Regions from separate parts of the Homo sapiens genome. Here region 1 is linked to region 2. The links are chromatin contacts, found by Hi-C or POLR2A ChIA-PET in ENCODE. All regions are on one chromosome and are shown on one strand. The core of a region is the stretch at or near the end of the contact, and the rest is flanking DNA. Distances in the headings are between cores, read along the strand shown.

What was found. A loop is a pair of places that touch in the nucleus more often than their neighbours do. ChIA-PET counts read pairs that join two places held with the same protein, here RNA polymerase II (POLR2A). Pooled maps may share reads with other maps.
Region 1: a loop to region 2 is called in a map of endothelial cell of umbilical vein, with 13 times the contacts of the local background. The contact joins two enhancer-like sites. A Hi-C loop is called at or near these places in 1 of 168 maps with a recorded cell type or tissue (endothelial cell of umbilical vein) and 9 of 50 pooled maps. POLR2A ChIA-PET finds 5 or more read pairs at or near these places in 3 of 52 experiments (K562, OCI-LY7 and activated CD8-positive, alpha-beta memory T cell).

What each region holds. Positions count from the first base shown.
Region 1 is chr5:81,786,555-81,789,664 of GRCh38, forward strand. No RefSeq gene overlaps it. Among named protein-coding and RNA genes, the nearest start is that of SSBP2, 37 kb to the left of the region's middle. Within about 2 kb of position 1,422, at least 15 of the 41 ENCODE cell types and tissues checked have a DNase peak (open chromatin) inside an H3K27ac peak, as active enhancers do.
Region 2 is chr5:81,425,383-81,428,226 of GRCh38, forward strand. All of the region lies in intron 16 of SSBP2 (single stranded DNA binding protein 2), which reads right to left. Among named protein-coding and RNA genes, the nearest start is that of ACOT12, 33 kb to the left of the region's middle. Within about 2 kb of position 1,434, at least 2 of the 41 ENCODE cell types and tissues checked have a DNase peak (open chromatin) inside an H3K27ac peak, as active enhancers do.

The DNA of each region.
Region 1 (3,110 bases), core at 172-2,671, 360 kb after region 2:
CACGTGAATTTTGTGGAGATGCGAACATTCAGACCATAGCAGATTAGAATTGAAAAGAGCACCACAAAGGCCTGCTTCCATTCAGATATGCATATTTTGGTCAACAGATCACTTTCTCAGTGAAGTAACATCCGATGCTAATACACGTCCAAGCCCGTGTGTGCTTGTATCTACATGTACTAATAGCACACAGCCAACAGAGTGGCTTTTTTCACCAAATAGATTCAAGATTGACTTGTTAAGCATATCTGCTCATTTGCATGAAGAAAGCTAGAATGCTTCACATACTGGGCACACTACTTCAATCTTCAGCTATAAAATCCATTAGGCTCCATAAGTTATTATTTTGCTTAAAAGAGGAATATTCTTGACAAGGAAATCCTAGGAGAAATGCACTGCATGATGCCACAGGAAATGATTTCTGGAGGACTGCAATGAGTCCAGCCAAATCACTTCAGACATCTCCACAGCCTGTCAGTCCACGTAACACTACAGGAAAACACATGCGTTCATTAAAATGTCTGATTTCGTACATGCTAGATATAGCAAAGAATCTGCTGGAAGCTGGACTTCGGTAGATATGACTAGTTTGCACCTTAAGGATTTAGATTGCATATTCTCAACTGAGGAGCACGAAAAGAAAAGAAGGCAAGGGGATCATGCTCTACTAGCTACACACAAGCAGAATTAGTCCTGAAGCAACCTGAGGAAAACATACAAGAATCATGAAACCCTAAAGGGGAAGATCCAGACTCTCTCCACCCATCCATGTCTAGTCCTGGTACCAGCCCAAATTACCTTGCAGCAGACACAAAATACAGAGAAATATTTATATCCTAAAAGAAGAGTTTTATTAAAAAAGAGTCAAAATACTAACTATACCCTAATACATTATATTCTTATGTTAATGTTCTTTTGTGGTTATGAAAAACCATAGCTCCATAAAGAATAGGAACAATGCACTTCCATTTATATTATTATTCTTACACTGTGCACATTACATGCTAATTCAACATTTGTAAGAGAGATATCAACAGTGACAAATCAAGTTTCATCAGGTTAAATTGAGGATTTTGATAGTACCAAAATTAATAAGTCATAATCCACCAATCCATAGTTTTATACCAGCCTCTGTCTATTTAAGGTCAATTTGGAAAAGTTTTCAAGCAACTACTCTAAACCTAACCCCCTTTTTCATTTTGTTATTTGGTTAGTGTTTAACTAAATAAGTTTATAATATAAGCATTAAGACTATCTAAAAAAGCATCCCCCCAGCACCCCCCCAAGAAAACCCACACTAATTTAGGTTAAAAACAAAGTAATGGCAGCAAAAGTGTCTTTAAGTTTTGCAATAATCCTTCCAGTACTTTTGCATCCCAAAAGGCTCCAGATGTGACCAGCCACTGCAAAATGGTAAGTTGTTTATCAGCATTCTACAATGGGAACTGGCACCTGTAATTTTACTCTTATTTTGCATCAGCATTATTAAAACACGTAAAAAAAATGACCAAGTGAGGGTTTTGTGTAATCACACGTACACCTTCAGGGTGAAATGCTCTGTTGGCTGTCTGTTGTCCTGAAGGTGACGGCTATACCAAGCAGCTTCCTTCTCTGTTGTCTGTGTGTAGCTGCTATGAGCCTCCTTCTATAGGGAGTTTCTGCTGGTAGCAGTGACTGGAAAATAATGTGGAAATGTTGTTCTCACAGCCTGTAAAGAACCGACTGTTGATCACTTTTGATAATGCAAAGGATTACAGTGCTTTTCTTTTTCATTCATTTTTTTCTTGTTTTCATTTTTCTTTCTTTCTCCCTGTTGGTTGCTAATAGTCATCTGTAATTAGAAAGAGGCCCCTTGTCCGCCTCAGTCTGGAGTGAAGGTTTAAGAAATAAACATATTTGAATCATGTGATGACAATTAACCACTTTGTTAAGCCATAGATCCCACTTCACCCTTACCACCTCCTCTTAACCCGGAGCTATGTTCCATCCTGCCTAAGGTTTTCCTCACTGCTTCAGCCTGCTCCCAACTTTCCAGTTGTTTAGAAACATGACAAACTGACTTTTGTTTGTTGGCACTTCAACAATGTAGATTATTGGAACTTCACTTTTGCTTGACTGCTGATTTCCAATCCTATATAGCAACAAAGTGTAATTTGTTACTGATATAAAATCAATGGGAGCTAGAAGTTTGCTGTTTTAAAAAGTTTCTTTTCTTTGTTCCTGTCAAACAATTACACACTCAGATGCTTGAAAACAGGTTTTTGTTTGTTTGTTTTGTTTTGTTTTTTGAGATGGAGTCTCGCTCTGTCGCCCAGGCTGGAGTGCAGTGGTGCAATCTCGGCTCACTGGAACCTCCACCTCCTGGGTTCAAACGATTCTCCTGCCTCAGCTTCCTGAGTAGCTGGGATTATAGACGCCCACCACCACACCCTGCTAATTTTTTGTATTTTTAGTAGAGACAGGGTTTCACCGTGTTAGCCAGGATGGTCTCGATCTCCTGACCTTGTAATCCGCCCGCATTGGCCTCCCCAAGTGCTGGGATTACAGGCGTGGGCCACCACACCCAGCTGAAAACAGGTCATTTTTTAAAAGACTCTTTCTGCAAGTCCTTTGCATACATGTGAAGAGAGATGAGTTGGGAAACTGAGGAGCAGAGGGTTTAAGTGACTCACCTAGGACAGCAGAGTGAGTCATCACCAAGCTGAAGTGGGGACTCGGTGTTCCTGACAGCTGATGGTCAGCACAATACACTTGATTATATGGCCTTGGGAGTTAGAGCTCCACAAAACTCTCATTTCTGGTTTAAACTGGGCTTTGACTAGTTTTGTTTCTGCTTCTTATTAATGGCAGTTAAACATGTATTGATACAGTCAAATAACCACAAGGCCAGGGATGCTCTACTTAAGGCCATCCAGGAACTTCCAATTGCTGTTTGCTGTGCACAGGCATACTGAAGCTTAGCGTGCTGAGTATCCAGCAAAACCTAGCACGATCTTTATTTCCCTAAGTTAGTTTTAAAATTGTCTTGGCTGGGTGCAGTGGCTGACGCCTGTAATCCCAGCACTTTGGGAGGCCGAGGCGGGCGGATCATCTGGTCAGGAGTTTGAGAC
Region 2 (2,844 bases), core at 184-2,683:
ATTGGGGCTGATGTGATTTCTTTACAATAGCAGAAAATGACAAAGGGGGTAAGGGAATGAGAGATAATCTACCATCTTGTTTGTAATTCCTATTTGATGCCATTATTTTAATATCATGTTTACTCAATTGATTATATTTCAGTGCCATGGGAAAATATTTTGCTAAATTAATTCAGGAAATAAGACCAGACCAGCTACTTTCTTCACTTGAGAAGCATGAAAAACTATTTTTTTTGAACTAAGGCTTTTTGTAGTCTATACTTTCCAAAACAAACATTTTACAGTTTGAACACTAGGGGGCATCTTTGTTTCTTGAAATAAAGGGTCTTGGTTGTGATCTTAAAAAAAAAAAACCTCAGCAGTGAAACATTTTTTGATTCGCATTTTGTTTTGTCAAGCATGTTGGCACCGCAAGGTTTATGACTTTGGGCTGGGCATTTTTGTTTCTATATTAATTGAATGAAGCAGCATGTGTGAGTGTGAAGAGACTAGGATAGTATCTAGTACATAAAGAGTACTCAATAGATACTTGCTCCCTTCCCAGGCCTCCTTCTGTGATTTAACTTCAAGATAAAACCTGACAGATCCTTAAAAGGCAGACTGCTCAAAAATATGTGCTTTCAGAGTTATGTGTATTAAACACTAGAACTTGCATGTTCATTTATTGAACAATGTTTTCTTTTTGAATTCATTAAGAGTTCTGCTTTTCCTTGATTATAGCAAAGCTAACTTATTGGGGATAACTAGCTTATTTACTTCTTCAAAGCCTTACATTTGTCAGCACCAAATCTCTTTTGTCTTTCTTCCTCTCTCCTCTTATTGCTTGATTTTATAAAAAGATCTAAACAAAAATGTATAGTAATATGACAAAGAAAGCCACACATAACAATGATATCATTCATAACAAGTCCCTTCTTCTCAGGAGACAGAAGAATGGAGAAGCCAGTGTGTACCTGCTTCCAAGGCTGTACTACCCTCCAGGGTGGTGGTGCAGTTTCTCAGTCCACCATCAAATTATTTTTCCTTTTACAACATTTCTGGTGGGGACAGGAGACAAGGAGGGAAGAGAAAGCAGGGAACTTCTGTTTGCTGTTAACTCTGCTGGCAGTCTAGCATTGAACCCGCTTAAGTTCAGGGGCAGGGAGGGTGAGCCAGAAGTTAGGGGTGGAAGAAGCCTTGTTCCAGCTGCTCTCGTTTCTAAATGCACATATTCACAGAAGAATCTGTTGTTTGCCATGTGCATAGTCCATTAGGGATTGAAGGGAGAAGCTGGGGCTTATTCTGTGCAAGGAAGTTCTCCACATCCTGGCATATCTGAATCTTTGCCCCAGTGAAGAGCTTTCTGATGCCAGTTCTGAATTGGTACCCCTCTTCCAACTGTTAAGACAGCAGTCACTAATGACAAATCTGGGAAGGAAGTAGAGGGAAGAGTTCCTCTTGTCACTGCCCATAAGTGAAAGTCATGTGGAAGCTTTTTAAAAAAGTTTTTTTCCAACTCCAAATTAATCATTTCCTCTGACTTTTAAAATACATGGCTTATATATACATTACAGCACTCATTAATCTGACACGTTTTAGTTATATCAACATCTGTTTTTCCTATTGGGTTGCACTCTTTGAAAGTAGGTGTTATATTTATTTCAGAATACCTTGGTCTTAACCTGATGCTTTGCATATAATAGGCTCAATAAATGTTAAACTGAATTGAATTATCAAATACCTCACTGAATTATACCACTTTATTGCTGGTAAAATTACTCGAAAAGGAAATAAATGTCTTTAATTAGATAAAAGTGAACATAGAAAAATTAATTTGTCCATAGTTTTGAAGCAAACCACTCAAAGAACCAGGATCTAAAAAATAATTCCCATAATCTTAAGCATTATGACTTAAATTATGTAGCTTCTCATGTTTTTCCTTAACACTGACAGGCTAAATTTTTTTTTCAACTGTAAACTGTTACACATAAAAAATTATTTGTCCTCACTAATCATATATTGCCTGCAAGTAAACTACAGATCAGCATAATTTTAACAGAAACGAACTCTAAAAACAGGGGATGTCTTGTCCCCTGCAAAGGTCCCATGTGGATATCAGAACTACAAGAATCCACAGAGCACTCAATCTTGTATTCTGTTTTGGGAATGGAACAGCCACTCTGTATAAAGGTAGACGTGCTATTAGCCAGTGCTTCAAATTCTGATGGTATCACCTCTGGTAAATGCTGAGTTGGGCAAAATGAGGGTAGTCTCTCTCATGATTCTGACTGCAGTTTGGTAGGTCCTCCGTAAGAAATTTTAAGGATGCTATGAATCCTGTGAAGATGAAATTCATTTGGGTTTTGAAATCTTTTATGCTACATTCCAGTTCAGTGGTTCTTAGCAGAGAATGTACACCAGCATCAGCAACAAAGCTTTTCCACATTCAAGTATGCCCAGCTCCACTCCTGGAAATTCTGATTCACTAAGTCTAGGGAGAGTTCTGGGAAACTGTATTTTAAAAAATTCCATTGGGGTTTCTAATGTGAAATATTAATGTAAAAAATCATTATATTACATAGAACTCCTTGAGAAAAGGCACCATTTTGTCTTTTTGGTCTCTCCAATACCTAGCATATTGCCTTGGCATGTGGTAAGTGCTCAGTAATTGCTTGTTAAATGAATGAATTTTATTGCTTCTCTTTTTGGTTCTGTCTACTTCTATGGAGATATGGAATGAACTTTTGTGTAACAGTACAATCACACGCAAGCAGTGACTTGGGTATTCAGCTCAGGTTAACAGACCGCCAATTTGGCCTTCAGTCCAGTGAGGTCTACTATATAAAGTAAGAACAGACTTTTTAG